Linked DNA regions of Homo sapiens: all the other regions are linked to region 3. Evidence: chromatin loops called from intact Hi-C (ENCODE). Cell type or tissue: PC-3. All regions are shown on one strand. Links, peaks and the distances in the headings refer to the core of each region. The heading gives the core; the rest is flanking DNA.

Evidence for each region. A loop is a pair of places that touch in the nucleus more often than their neighbours do. Peaks named below come from ENCODE experiments on the same cell type or tissue, not always from the same donor. Only the 100,000 strongest peaks of a DNase experiment are listed, where the experiment ranks them.
Region 1: a loop joins it to region 3, with 2.2 times the contacts of the local background. A loop is called at or near these places in 1 of 110 quality-filtered maps.
Region 2: a loop joins it to region 3, with 7 times the contacts of the local background. A loop is called at or near these places in 1 of 110 quality-filtered maps.

The regions. Positions count from the first base shown.
Region 1 is chr14:73,390,843-73,394,842 of GRCh38, forward strand. All of the region lies in intron 2 of NUMB (NUMB endocytic adaptor protein), which reads right to left. Among named protein-coding and RNA genes, the nearest start is that of NUMB, 66 kb to the right of the region's middle. In PC-3, for the core only: no CTCF peak of the experiment used is centred there; no DNase peak of the experiment used is centred there.
Region 2 is chr14:73,207,711-73,211,710 of GRCh38, forward strand. All of the region lies in intron 9 of PSEN1 (presenilin 1), which reads left to right. Among named protein-coding and RNA genes, the nearest start is that of PAPLN, 28 kb to the right of the region's middle. In PC-3, for the core only: no CTCF peak of the experiment used is centred there; a DNase peak (open chromatin) is centred at 2,431; H3K4me3 peaks cover 881 bases; H3K27ac peaks cover 2,414 bases.
Region 3 is chr14:73,308,013-73,315,833 of GRCh38, forward strand. The region is part of intron 6 of NUMB (NUMB endocytic adaptor protein); the gene reads right to left. Among named protein-coding and RNA genes, the nearest start is that of PAPLN-AS1, 66 kb to the left of the region's middle. In PC-3, for the core only: no CTCF peak of the experiment used is centred there; a DNase peak (open chromatin) is centred at 3,549; H3K27ac peaks cover 358 bases.

The DNA of each region.
Region 1 (4,000 bases), core at 1-4,000, 81 kb after region 3:
TTCACCATGTTAGTCAAGCTGGTCTTGAACTCCTGACCTCAGGTGATCCGCCCACCTTGGCCTCCCAAAGTGCTGGGATTACAGGCATGAGCCACCACACCTGGCTGGTCTTAAGTATTTTTATACTCTTGATACTTACAACAGGTTTTGAAACACTATAGGCCCTCAATATAAGACTTGTTGAATATATTCAACCTCTATTTTTGAAAATAGAGGTTGAATATATATTCAAACTCTTTTTCTGCTATATTAGATACTCTACCTTGGCCAACTTTTTAAACCTTTCTCAGCCTTGGTTTTCTTTTCAGCAACAATGGGGATACAACACTATGACCTATTTCATAGGACTGTATAAGGAATTAAACCATCGTGCATAAACATATTTGGTCTCACTGGTGTATAAATGGCAATGAAAAAATCCTTTTCAGTGGATTTTTTTTCTTTTTTTTTTTTTGGATGACTGCATCTCCTTAGAACTGAAATGACTGAAATTATACAGATAATAATCTTGCAAAAATTTAAATTTTAAAAAATCATTTCTATCACATGGGACACAAATATCTAAAAGAAAAAAGAAAAAGAAAAAATCATTTTCAGTTGCATCTGTCAGGGGTTTATTATTTAATTAAATAATTATTTTTATTATTGATTGTCAATAATAAAATCACTAATTACTCTAACAATGATTCATTCTCCTATTTCAGACAGCTGTGAGCATCCATGATAAAGGTCAGTGGTTCTCAAGCTTTAGCATACATAAAAATCACTTAGATGGCTTAATGTACAGATTGCTGGGCCTCACCCCTAAGGTTTCTAACACAGTAGGTCTGGGATGAGGCCCCAGCATTTGCATTACTAACAAGCCCCTAGATGGTGCACATTTGAGAACTATTTATATAGGTAATTCAGCAATCAAGTGATACCAACAGGTAGAGGTGGGAGGAGTTGTAGTTTTCTGGCAATCTCATTAAATGTCCTAAGAGATGAAAAGACTACTATTGTCCACAGAATTGGGTTCTACTCAAATACTTTATTATAAAATAATCCTGGAAGACTGTTGTACATCTGTTTACCAATTCTACTGGGGAACTTCCTACCCATTTTGTGTATATACGGAAGAGGAGTAAGTGCAGGGAACATTAACTAAATCACCCAAGCCAGTCCAAAATCTTCCCCAGGGTTTTTTGTTTTGCTTTGTTTTGTTTTTTACATGATGGGGAAATATTACCTTGATTCCTGTAGGATTGCAACTATACAACCAATGTGAACTGGAGGTGCTTGCAACCATCTTCCCTTGATTACCTGAAGAAAGCTCATCTCAGGAGAAGTAAGGCCAAGAGGCAAAGGAAAACAGAGCTGAGAAATACAGGATCAAAGTAAAAGCCCCTGAAGGTCATTCTTGCCCCTAAATCTGTGCTATATCAGGTTTGATTGGATTAATTAATTACTTGAGCCAATAACTCTTTTTCCCCCTTAAAATGGGTTTCTGTCCCCTGCAATTATGAGTCCTAACTAAAACTGTGAATGAGTGAAAAAGTTGAATGCAAAGGCTCTAATAACACCTAGCTCTCCATGATAACATTTGAAAGAGAAATAGATTTTCAGATGAGAAGACATTTTGGCTGGTAGCCTGCAATCTGAAAGAGGCTACCACACTTGGAACTGTGACTGAAACTGTTTCACAAGCTTACAAGTAAGCTTCAATCAATACCTCAGGAAATTAGACAGTTGTGCCTTAGTCGATATCTAACCTGATTAAACTTTATTGGCTGTAGTTTATAGTCAACACAGATCTCTAAGTCTAGCCACACAGTGTCATATATTTATTTGGCCTATAATAACAATAATTAAATGTTGCAATTTACTCTTCCATTCACTGATTCTCTATTATATTAAGACACCATGATAACATCTAGCAGGTAGCAGTTCAAAAGAAAGAAAACCAGATTTAGGAACCATCTACACTGAGATGACAACCAAAGCTAGGAAAACTGAGTAAGTCTACCAAGGGTAAGAGGATCCTTAACCTGGTCCACACATGAGATTGGGGGATTTTTTTCTGGGCGGGGGGAGTTCTATGAAGTCCCAAAGTTGTAGGCAAAATTTAATAGACATGTGCGTTTTTCTGGGAGGAGGGGTCACTGCTTACGTCAGATTCTGCAAGAAGGATAAGAACCCAAAAAGGTTAACAGTGGTGAGGGGAGGAAATTATCAAGAGGGAACTGTGAAGAACACTTACTCATATTAAAAGAAGTTGAGAAGTTGAAAGGAATCTATAAATTACTAAGTGTCTATGTGAACAGTGCTGTGCACATTATATATCACATTGCATTTAATCCTGATAATAATCTGAGATGGTTTTCAGCAGCCCAATTTTACAGGTAAGAAAACTAAAGCACAGAGAAATTAAGTGGCTTGACTAAGGCTAGACAGCTATCCAGTCTACCACACTGTAGTGGAAGGTAAGATGAGTTATAAAATAAGGGGGCTATCATTCCAATTGCAATATTCACCATTTCTTTCAGAGCAGTAACTCTGACAACTAATTGTTAGGTCAAGAACATAAACTTTGGAGATAGCAATAAGAACAAAATCATGGAATGCTTAATTAAATCACATGATTTCTAAGGCTGTATAAATCTGGAAGATTGGCAATTTGACAGACTCTAATGCCATCATAAAATCAACAGTTTGTTTACAAAGCACTCATTCTAGCAAAAAGTCACTGAAGGCTGGAAGGCTGGAATAAGAGCCAGTTTTAATGTTTGCAGTTGCTCTTTAGTAACAATGCATCATCAAAAAACACTAGGTGTCAATAACCCAGTGCCAATGAAATATGGCAAACCTGCCTAAATTATTATTCTTTTCACCAATACTTGTGAATTCTGGCTCCTAATCTAATAAAAGTCTTTAAAATAAAGCACTTTCATTTTATTGTCTCTCTGAGCCAAGAAGAGTCACAAGTTTTTGCTGGGATCTTTTCCCCTCTTCTAATAGCTTTGCACCATTAGTAGCAACTTTCATAGCAAGTGGGTCTTAATATTAATACTTTTTTTGCATAATCTTAACTGTTTAAATTTAATTTTAAAATTAATTTTTTGTTAAGGTATAGTTGACAAATAAAAATTATTATTCTTTTTTGAGACGGAGTTTCACTCTTGTGCCCAGGCTGGAGTGCAATTGCGCGATCTTGGCTCACTGCAGCCTCTGCCTCCCGGGTTCAAGCGATTCTCCTGCCTTAGCCTCCCAAGTAGCTGGGATTATGGGCATGCCCCTTTAATTTTCTATTTTTAGTAGAGACAGAGTTTCACCATGTTGGCCAGGCTGGTCTCGAACTCGTGACCTCAGGTGATCAACCCACCTCGTGCTGGGATTACAGGCGTGAGCCACTGCATCCCGGGAGACAAATAAAAATTATGTATTTATGATATACAACGTGATGTTTTGATGTATGTATACATTGTGAAATGGTTAAATTGAGCTAATTAACATATCCATCACCTCACATACTTATTTTGGTTTTGTGAGAACATTTAAGATTTATTGTCTTTGCAGTTTTCTTTAAAAAAAAAAAAAAAAAAGAGAGAGAGATTGTCTCACTCTGTTGCCCAGGCTGAAGTGCAGTGGTGTGACAAAGCTCACCACAGCTTTGAATTCCTGGGCCCCAGTGATCCTCTGGCCTATGCCTCCTGAGTAGGTGGAACTACAGGCACAAGTCACCACACTCTGCTCTCCTTTTCAAGTATATAATACATTATTATTAACTACAGTCACCATTGTTGTACAAGGGATCTCCAGAACTTATTCATCCTAACCGAAACTTTGTACCCTTTGACCTGTTCCCTCTCTTCCTCCCTAGATCCTGGCAACCATCATTCTACCAGACTGTTTCTGAATTTGACTTTTCAAGACTCCACTTATAAGTGAAATCATGAAGTATTTGTCTGTCTTTTCTTTTTTTTTGCTTATGCATTTCTTCATTTGAAACAAAAAATAACAT
Region 2 (4,000 bases), core at 1-4,000, 100 kb before region 3:
CCCACTGGGCTCATTCCACCTACTCAGCCTAGCTGGCTATGCTTGGCTTTCTCTACCAGCTGGACCCCATGCCTGCCAAAGGCAAGCCAGGCATGGAGCAGCGAGGAGTGCATGAGCAAGTGAGTGCAGGGTCCAGCCACTGCACACAGCCAGGCATGCTGGCTGCAGCAGGGCAGGCAGCCTCAGGTACTAGCTCCCTGCTGCAGCTAGACCAGGCATTACCTAAGCAGCTTTGACTACAGGCCACTACCACTAGTAAACCTGATAGAAAAGTAAGAAATATACTGGAAAGAATTGCCACAAGCCTGGCTCTTGTGTTAACCTTGTGTTAACCTGGGGAACACAGGGGCACCCAGAAGCTTGGAGATGCCAGGAACTGCAGAACCCCAAAGAGGGGGGTCATAGCCCTGGCTTAGGGAACTCCTGAGTCTGGACTCCCCGAAGGGCCACATCTCTTCACTCCTCTCTTCTCTCCTTCTCGCCACCTGCAACGTGGCAAGTGGGGGGCACGTTTCAGCCCTGTTTGTCTTACGGTTCTTTCAATCCTGCCATTCAATGGGTCCCAAGTTCTTGTCCTGCATCCAGGAAGAATGAAGTACGTGGACAGCTGGAGGGAGAGCAAGATGAAAAGGTGCTTTATTGAGCAACAGTACAGCTCTCAGGAGACCCTATCTGCAGGCAGGTCGTCCCATTGTCTCTGCAGCTCTCAGTGGAGAGGAGACCTGGAGTGGGTAGCTCCTGTCTGCAGGCAGGTCATCCTGATGTCTGTAATCCTCAGTGGAGAGGAGACCCGGAATGGGTATCTCCTATCCACAAGCAGGTCATCCCATCATCTCTGCAGCCCTCAGTGGAGAGGAGACCCGGAGTGGGTAGCTTCTTTCTGCAGGCAGGTTGTCCCTTCATCTGCCCAAGTCTGACTGAGTCTGGGGTTTTTATGGGCTTCAGAGGGGAGGAAGTACATGCTGATGGGTCCATGGGTGGCCATGAGCAGGCCCAGAAAATGCACCATAAGTTCTCACTGTGGTCTGTGGAACTGGGAGCTTGGCCTCCAGGCTTCAGGCTTTCCCTGACTTGAGGTGGTGCTTCACCAGGGAACTTCCCCTTTCCGCCTAGGAGCCTGTCTGCCTCCTGCTGCCATCAACCTGCTGTCTATAGCTCCCATGGCACCCAGGCTGTTCATGCCAAAGGGTGCCTGCAGGCCCACGGTAAGCTGCCTTCAGCCCCTCCTCAGTCTCCCTCCCATGCTTGTCAGCACCCAAAGTCCAGAGGGGGCCAAGGTGGCAGGGGGCTGGCATGTCAGTGCTGCCCCAAGCGCCCGCACACCCGGCCAGGTCATGACAGCACCCAGCCTCAGCCACAACTTTGCTCTGAAATCGGAGCCTGCAGACGCAAGGGGCTTCCTGGACCCCTGAGAGCACAGGGATGCCCAGGTCTACAGCCACAGCTGGGAAGCTGCAGCTGTGGGAGTGCGGGACTTCTGCCCCACCAACTCAGAAGGGGGCAGGACTCCCGCCTGTTCCTGGCTCCTGCCAGCTCACAGAGCATGCTGCCCCAGCTGCACCTCCCCTGCTGCAGCTGCCATCTTTGCAGCAGCCACTCCAGATGGGCCGCTGCTGCCATCAAGACCACTAGTAAACCTGATAGAAAAGTAAGAAATATACTGGAAAGAATTGCCACAAGCCTGGCTCTTGTGTTAACCTGTGTTAAGCTAAAGAAAATCAAATGATTGTCTGTGAGCATGTAGGTATATATGTATGTGAGTGAGTGATACAACAGAATTTCATTCATTTTACAGATGTTGACTGAGCACCTGACTATGTGCTAGGCCCTGGGGATATAGCACTGAACAAGATTTCCCCTGCCCTTGTGGAGCTTATAGTCTATTTGGAGAGATAGATGGTCAACAAATTATTACATAAATAATTCATACAGTTGTGATAGGTACTACAAAGAAGACGTATAAGTTGCTATGAAAGTTTATAATAGGGGAATTTTACGTATCCTGGAAAGTCAAGGGGTGCTTCCCTGAGGAAGTGGTAATAGGGGACGGCCCGCTGAAGGATGGAGGAAGAGCTTTCCAAGAGAGGGACAACATGAGCAAGGGCTTTGAAATGAGAAGGCTGGATGAACTGCAGGCTTCCTCAGTGAGAATGCTGCTGGTATTTTGGGGGGCACAGTTCTTTGTGGGACTTTCCCTCATATTGCAAGATATTTAACATCCCTGGCCCCTCACCCACTAAATGCCAATAATGGCTTTAAGGCTTTGCAATAATCAAAAACTCCTCCATCCTAGTTATTTCCAAACACTCCCCGGAAGGGAGGTGCTATCCCTAGTTGAAAAATCACTGTGTTAACGGAACTAGAAGTTACATTGGAACAAAAGGGCATAGGGCTCCAAGAGGGATATCTGTGTAAGGAAAAAACAAACAAAAGAACTGAGAGATTACCTGATGTGGTTGAGCTCTGTCAGAGCATTTCAGGATAAATTAGTCATAGATAATAATATAAAATTCATCAGTGGAAAAAAATGAGGCAGTTTTCCAAAGAAAACAAAAACTTGCTCAAAAAAGCAAATGTAATTATAGTATATTCTGGCTATAGCAAAGTAGTTTAGTTGTGAATATTATTTGCATAGTGAGAATATAAAGCTGAATTTAATATAAGGTTATGGCACTGGGAAGACAGGAAGAGTTACATTTGCGTGCACTAAAGGATGAGACCTAATGCTTTATCTTCTCTATAGGAGGTGAATAAGTACCTCAAATTAAAACATCAAGTTATGGCACAATGAGCATGCTACTTATAATTAATTATGGAGGTAAATACCAAAAGGGATGGCTAAAAGAGTTTAAGGTAGGAATGAGTATCAGAAGTGAGGAGGGAGGGGGTAGAAAAGGGACTGCTGTTTTCATTTATAAATCTTATTCTTATATTATTTCATAAACTCCAAACCAGAGAAGATTCAGGTTTTTGGAGATCTGGATAATAAAAAGAATACAAAACTATCAATACAAAATTGTGAGGGCTCTCCCAGAGGAAGCCATGCAAGGAAGGGCCCTGAAGCTTACAAGCTTTACTTATTCATGGCAAATCTACTTCTGCTCTGAACATGTATTACTTTTATAAAAAATGAAGGAAGAATAAAAGTACTTTGAACTTCACTTATATATTTTAATTATTTTTAATGTATGGAAGTTTTTTAAGACTATCATGCTCACCATTTTCAATGAGATTGATAGTCATTATAATGAAATGACTGGCCCATAAAGACATTCACTCCCCGCTCCTTTCCCAATCCACCCTCCAGAATGAAGCCACTTTTATAATTTTGTCACCAAATCCAGGGATGAGTGCCAACAGTTAGGAAGCTTTCAGTTGCAAAAGATAAAAAGCCCAACTCAGTTGCCTTAAACAAAGAAGAAATTTATTCTTTCACGTGACAGGAAGGCCTGAGGTGTAGGCATTTGAAATTTGTAGGGTTGGTTAATTTGGTGGCTCAGGGATGTTTTCAAGTAGCCCAACTTCCTACTCTACCATCACTAGTTTATAGGCTTGGTCTTCAGCCCACTGCTCTTCGTGGTCATGACAGCTGTAGTTCTAGGCATCATGTCTAGATAAGGCAACATTCAGGGGTAGAAGGGGACTGTTTATTTTTTCCTTTAGTCTCTCTTAAAGAGTGAGAAAAATTTTCCCAGGAATCCCGGTGGACTTTGCTTCACCACTCATAGGTTCATACCAAGTTACAACCCCACAACCTTAGAGCTTTTGTTAGGAAGAGGCTTGGTGGGATTACCGTGCTTGGCTTGGCTTGGTCAGGATTCACCACCAGAGTCATGTGGGAGGGGGTGGGAACCCAAACAATTCAGGATTCTGCCCTCAGGAAATAAAGGAGAAAATAGCTGTTGGATAAACTACCAGCAGGCACTGCTACAGCCCATGCTTTGTGGTTTAAGGGCCAGCTAGTTACAATGACAGCTAGTTACTGTTTCCATGTAATTTT
Region 3 (7,821 bases), core at 1,918-5,917:
GTGAGCCACCGCGCCCGGCCGGGCCTCTGTCTTAAAAAGATCACTCGGGTTGATCTCTCAAGAGGGGATGGCAGGAGGACAATAATGAAAGCAGGGGTAGTAGGATGCTAGTAGGATGCTACTGCAATGGTTCAGATAAGAGGAGATGCTGGCTTGGACCAGGGTAGGAGTGGTGGAGATAGTGAGAATTGATTAGGTTCTTGAAGGCTGAAGCAGACAGGAACTGTTGATGGAGTGGATGTAGGGTATAAGAAAAAGAGAAGTCAAGGTCAAATCCAGGGTTTGGCTAGAGCATAGGGACAGAGATGCTGTATATTGAGACTGGGAAAGACTAGGAGAGAAAGATCCTTCTCTCCTTGGGGGAATTTGATTTGTGACATATTAAAGTGTGAGGTGACTAGCAGATATCGAAGAGAAAAAGTTTAATAATGATGATATTGACACCTATCTACCAAAACAGGCCATTTGGTGCTCTTCACTCATATTTATTCATCTAATCTTCACAACAATCACATGAAGTAGGCATTAATCGCAAAGCTAGTAAATGCAAGTAATCTGGCCCCAAAGGCTGGGACCTTGATTCCTATGCTATATTGCTTGTAAGACGGAAATACCATTATGGAGTTCAGGGGAGATGTATGGAGATATAAATTTCAAAACCATCAGCATATATTACATAAATGATATTTAAAGCCATCACACTGTGGATGAGATCATTAACAGGTGTAGGCTGAGAAGAGTCCACAGACGAAGGGGAGAACTGGGAAAGTATGATCCCTGAACTCCAAATGAATAGTGTTTCAAAGGGGAGTGAGAGATGGGCTATGTGAATTGCTGCTGATAGTCTGAGTAAGGCGATAGGACTACTGGAATAGTAATACAAAAGAAGATAAGGGCAGCCGTGGTGGGGTGGCAGAGGTAAAAGTTGTGGAGATGATTAAATGGGTTCAACAGAAGAAGGAACTGAGGGTACCAAGAAGAAACCTTTTTTTAAAAAGAAGATGGTATATTTTTATGCTAATGGATGATCCACTAGAGAAAGAAAACTGATTATAGAGGGGAGAGGGGGTAGCATTGCCAGAATAAGTAAGAGTTGGAATAAGAAGAATCTGGTGGAGGAGTTGGCCTCTGTGAGGAACACAGATAGTTCATCCCTTGAATGGGAGGGAAACAATATATGAGCACAGATGCACTTTTAAAGAATAGGATCCAATACCCAAAAGAATATAAATCATTCTACTATAAAGACACTTGCACATGTATGTTTACTGCAGCACTATTCACAATAGCAAAGACTTGGAACCAACCCAAATGCCCATCAATGACAGACTGGATAAAGAAAATGTGGCACATATACAGTATGGAATACTATGCAGCCGTAAAAAAGAATGAGTTCATGTCCTTTGTAGGGACATGGATGAAGCTGGAAACCATCATTCTCAGCAAACTAACACAGGAACAGAAAACCAAATACCACCTGTTCTCACTCATAATTGGGAGTTGAACAATGAGAACACATGGACACAGGGAGGGGAACACCACACACTGGGGCCTGTCAGAGAGTTGGGGGCAAGGGGACAAATACCTAACACATGCGGGGTTTAAAACCTAGATGACAGGTTGATGGGTGCAGCAAACCACCATGGCACATGTATAACTATGTAACAAACCTGCATGTTCTGCACATATATCCCAGAACTTAAGGTATAATAATAATAATAATAATAATAATAATAATAATAATAAAAATAGGATCCAGAATGAAGATAAGCACTAAGTACAAGTTGTCATAGAGGAGAAAATTTAGGAAATATAAAATAGAATGTAGATTTGAATATACTAATTCAAGAGTGGAGTCATAAATGCCATGAAATCCTTTACTCTCAGGAATTAGGTTAAAACAACATAACAACATATTACTTTTCAACCATGCATTCTCTAAAACTTAACCATTTCTAATGGTGCCATTTAGCAATTGTAAAAACATAAAAACTTGAAAAACTATATTTGGCAGTATATTAACAGGATCTGTTAGAACAGATATTATAATATTTTTGGTGATTTTTATACAGTCAGAAGTGGTTGCTACAAAGAAAAATAAATCAAAGTGACATAACCCAGAGAGGAGTTCACAAACTCAAATGCCTACAAGAATTAAAGGCACATAACAAATGAGTGAAGCAGGGACAACAGGGAGTTGCAGGGATTGTGGCGAATAGGCAAAGGGCATAGCTGCTACTCAGGTCAGGAAACTGTTGCCACACAGAAAGCATATTGTTTTGCCAGGTCTGCTAATTCTTAAGATAAATGTCCTACTGAAAAGTAGGATATTTATTGAAAGTTCTCAATGTTTAAAATATTTGCAACTAATTCAAATTTATAAACTGTGTGCAGGCCATACAATCCATGTTTGTGGAAGTATTCAGGCCATTGGGCTGTCTAGCGTCCTCTGCATTAGACACTTCTCCATTCATTATAATTAAGGCATACCCGAGGAAAGCAGAGGAATGCTTTTTGAATGACAGAACATCAACATGGGGTAGATGAAAGAACTTTGCACTAAGTTTCAGAAAACCTTGCTTTCAGTGTAGGCACTGCCATTTAGTATTAGCTGGGTGAACTCTCTGAGCTTCTGTTTATTCATTTGTAAAATGCAGTTTCATGAACTACCCTGTCCAATTCACTGAACTGTTATGAATGGCAAATTAGAAAGTAGGTCAAAGCACATAATAAACTATAAAGCTCTATATAAATACAAGTAAATGGCTTTAAAAAGAGATCTAATAGGGTGGCCTAAGAATATTTCCTGTCTCTATGTTGAGTCAGTTTCTTCATAAAATGGGAATACAGATTACTTAGTTCATAGGGTTCCTCAAATACATTAAAATTATAAAAACATTTTTTCAAATGTTAAGTGCCATGTAATTATTTGGTAATAAAGTATTTGCCTAGTATAGCCAACTATGAATGAAGCTGCATGTAATAATCCCTAAAAAGCTGAGTGCATTATTGGCTTTCCTAAGGCAATGAGCTATTTATTTATTTATTTATTTATTTTTGACATAGTCTCACTCTGTCACCCAGGCTGAAGTGCAGTGTCATGATCTGGGCTCACTGCAACCTCTGCCTACCCCCGGTGTTCAAGCGATTCTCTTGCCTCAGCCTCCTGAGTAGCTGGGATTACAGGCGCCTGCCATCACGCCTGGCTAATTTTTGTATTTTTAGTAGAGACGGGGTTTCACCATCCTGGCCAGACTCGTCTTGAACTCCTGACCTCGTGATCCACCTGCCTCAGCCTCCCAAAGTGCTGGGATTACAGGCATGAGCCACCGTGCCCGGCCACGGCAATGAGCAATTTAATTAGTTTGGAAAAAGTTATTTCAGGTCTTCGTTTTTTTGCCCCTCTTTTACAATGTTTGTAAGCTTACAATGGATTACAGGCCTGTAACAGACCCAGGTTTATCTGTTCCCTACTGCTAAAGTTTCTGGAGACACTGCTCCTGTCAGCTGGTGATGCAACAATAGGGAAGTGATGGTGGTCAGGTCCAAGAGGCAACTTCCGGAAAAGAAGGTTTTCCTGGCTATGAGTCATAAATTCAGAATCGGGGCAAACAATTCTTCTATCTACTTACTTTCACGTAAAAGTGTTTAATAAAAACACTTCTTGATTACTGTTGTTCTATTTATCCTGGATCATCAAATCATACATGATTCAAAGAATAACAAAGTATCAAAATTTATGAGGAACTGTACTGGATAAAAACTCCGTAACATATACTGTTCTGTAAGATGCTTCATTTTGAGGTTTCATCAAACCACAATTGACCTAGCAAACTCAATAAATCAAGTCTCTCTCACCAGTCTATTTCTCGTAGATTAGGGTGGAGATGAATTAAGTGATGGCAACTTGAAAGATTCAAAAGATTCCAAATTAAAGAAAAAATTATCATTTAAAAGCACATTCTGGGTAAGATCATGGGTAATACTTGCCCCTCTCTGTTTTCCAAACTCTTTAAATGACTCACTGTAAAAAATTATATATTAGTATAAAATCACCATGACATAAAAAAAAATTTTCCCCAATAACATAAGAAAAGAATTCTGGGTGCTGTGGCTCATGCCTGTAATCCCAGCACCTTGGGAGGCCAAGGCAGGCTGATCACTTGAGGTCAGGAATTCGAGACCAGCCTGGCCAACATGGTGAAACCCTGTCTCTACTAAAAATACAAAAATTATCCGGGTATGGTGGCAAACGCCTGTGGTCCCAGCTACTTGGGAGGCTGAAGCAAAAAATCACCTGAACCCAGAAAGCAGAGGTTGCAGTGACCGAGACTGCACCAGCCTGGGTGATGAAGGGGGACTCTGTCTCAACAACAACAACAACAAAAAGTAGGCATACAACACATAAGCCATCGAGCACGCTGGGCACAGTTGCTCATGCTTGTAATCCCAGCACTTTGGCAGGGTGAGGTGGGCAGATCACTTGACCTCAGGTGTTTGAGACCAGCCTGGGCAACATGGTGAAACCCTGTCTCTACAAAAAACACAAAAATTAGCTGAGTGTGGTGGCACATGCCAATAGTCCCAGCTACTCGAGAGGCTGTGTTGGGAGGATCCCCTGAGCCTGGGAGTTTGAGGCTGCAGTGAGCCATCATTGTGCCACTGCACTCCAGCTTGGGTGACAGAGTGAGACCCTGTCTCAAAAAAAAAAAAAAAAAAGCCATCTAGCAGAATGCCACTTCATCCCTAGAAGACCCACTTCCTGGCCCCTCAACTGCTTCTGATATTTCTTTTTACGTTAAAAAAAAATACAGTGTAAGTTATCTTTTAATCAAAACACAGCCTCAGAGGGGAAGACAAAGCCTGTCATTGTTTGTTGTTGCTGTTGTTAAACAGCTGACATATGTATTCTGGTGATGCTACGGTGCTGCTCAGTTACTCTGAACATATTATTTTTTCACTCTACTAGTGGTATGTCTTTTTTTTTTTTTTGAGACAGAGTCTTGCTCTATAGTCCAGGCTGGAGTGCAGTGGTGTGATCTAGGCTCACTGCAACCTCCACCTCCCGGGTTCAAGCAATTCTCCTGCCTCAGCCTCCTGAGTAGCTGGGACTACAGGTGTGTGCCACCATGCCCAGCTAATTTTTTTTGTATTTTCAGTAGAGAAGGGATTTCACCCTGTTGGTCAGGCTGGTCTTGAACTCCTGACCTCAAGCAATCCACCCGCCCTTGGCCTCCCAAAGTGCTGGCTGGAGCCACCGCGCCCAGCCATTATGTCTTTTTTTTTTTGAAAGCGAAATACTTATGTGTGAATAAATGTAAGAAAATGATTGCTTATCAGTAGCATATAAATTCAAAGTAGGGAATGATGGTAATGTCAAACAACCACAGACTCCACATGGGTGGCTGAGATAGTGATACTTTTGCTTTCTGATGGTTCAATGTACATGAACTTTGTTTCATGCACAAAATTATTTAATTATACAATAATTATAAAATTATATAAAATTATTACTAAAATTATTTAAAGTATTGTATAAAATTATCTTCAGGCTATATGTATAAGGCATATATAAAACACAAATAACTTCTGCATTTAGGCTTGGGTCTTATCCCCAAAATATCTCATTATATATATGCAAATATTCCAAAATCTGAAAAAAAAAAAAAAAAATCCAAAATCCATAACCCTTCAGGTCCTAAACATTTCAAATAAGGGATGCTCAACATGCAGTAGGACTTAAATATTTCCAAATAAATAAAATGTTAGTTTGAACCACTAAAAAAGATGATTTTTTTTTTCTTTTTTTTTTTGAGATGGAATCTCTCTCTGTCACCGAGGCTGGAGTGCAATGGCATTATCTTGGCTCATTGCAACCTCTGCCTCCCAGGTTCAAGCAATTCTCCTGCCTCAGCCTCCTGAGTAGTAGCTGGGATTACAGGCACATGCCGAGGCGGGCAGATCACCTGAGGTCAGGAGTTCAAGACCAGCCTGGCCAACCAACATGGTGAAACCCCGTCTCTACTAAAAAAGACGATTATTTAAAGCTTTAACTAATAAAAAGTAATTGATTAGAAATAAAATCTAAAGTTAAATTACTACTCTATAAAAAAGAAAGTAAAAGTGAGTTTCTAAGAAGCTCTTTACTTACTAGCACCTTTTGAGATAAAATCTTCACTTATAAATAATATGAAAATAAAGTGATTATACAGCACAATGATTAAGAGTGTGGGCTCTGAAGTCAGATTATTTGGGTTCAAATCCCATTTTTTACCACTTATTATAAATATCTGTGAATTCAGTCAGGTCATTTAACCTCTGCAAACCTCTGTTTTCTCACTGTAAAACTGGAGAATTATTATTTTTGGGTTAAGGATTAAGTGAGATGATTCATAATTCTCTTTCTTATACCATACAAATTCATCATGTAGCAAAAAAAAATGCAGTGAAAAAGCTACCCAACACAGTGTGATCCAGCTCAGCTACAGTGTAGGTGCATCATGGCCCCATTATACGTAGCAATAAATACTGTGACCTCAGGATTGATTTTGAGGGAAGAGCTTTGTTCCTTAACCCACTCCAGGCTCCTGAGTAGCGTGCACCACCACATCCAGCTAAAATATATACTTTTACAATTGTCTTTCTAAAAACCAAATCAATATTTGCTATAACCTGACCTTCATCTTATCTATGACGCCTTATCTTATATAGCTTATCGTATATAGCCTTATCTGCTGCTTGAAGTAGACTTATTAAAACTAGTCACTTGAACAATAGTTAAAATTGTATGATAATTGTGGCGATGTGTAATTGCTTTCGGAAACTCTGTTTAGGAAAAAACAAATACACCACAAAAAGTTTCCTAAAGTGTCCTTAACAATTATCAATTTCCTTAACAAATATAATCCCTACTTATAATGCTGTGCTACACAGGAAATAATAAGATTCTTTCTAGATATGTATCCCATATTCTAAGGACCTATTAATCTGACTCAGACCCAAAATGTCTATTAAAAAATGTATTGTGACATGTGTGGGTAAATTATTTGACTTTTTATTTCAGATTGAGAGGAGTAACTGAATTAAATCATTAGATCAAAATACTTCAAATTTGTTTACACTAGTATTAAGGTGACAAGTTAGAACAAGAAAATGCAAAAATGAGTTCCATTTAAACATTTAATTGAGAAGGAAATGTAAATTATTTGTTCTTTAAAACAAAGTTCCAAAATGACAAAACCATGCAGTAGAAAAAAAATTGTAGGATTTTGTTAATCACATAAATTTTTAGTAATTTATACTGTTATCTAATGACAGTATTTTTCTCTCATACTGTCTCAGTCTGAATTAGTTTTAGCACTTACTCAAAACTAAACAAGGATAAACTTGGACACAAAATATATTTAGAAATATATTTACTGATATGTGTACAGCCACCCCATATATTCTTAAATTTAGGGAGATCTGAACACTGAATAATCATTATTTGAAAAGCATCTACATAAACAACATTCCACATATGACAGATATTTGGTAGGCTAATAATTAAGATACTTTTTCTTAGATTAGCAATGCAGGTTAAAAATCATAGCAGGATCCCTAAAGGTAAGTTTATCCATTTTCACTTACTATCCTGAAATTTAATTTAGATTGGAAAAAAAATTGCACTGAATGTAAACTTTGGGGTATATTTATTTTTTACTCAAATATTTCTTCCTATTTCCCTGTGAATATTGGGCATTATGTAAAATCCACTTGTTACAAATATTGCTAATATTTTAATATAAACAGGGTTTACAAGATCAAATGATATTTATTTTA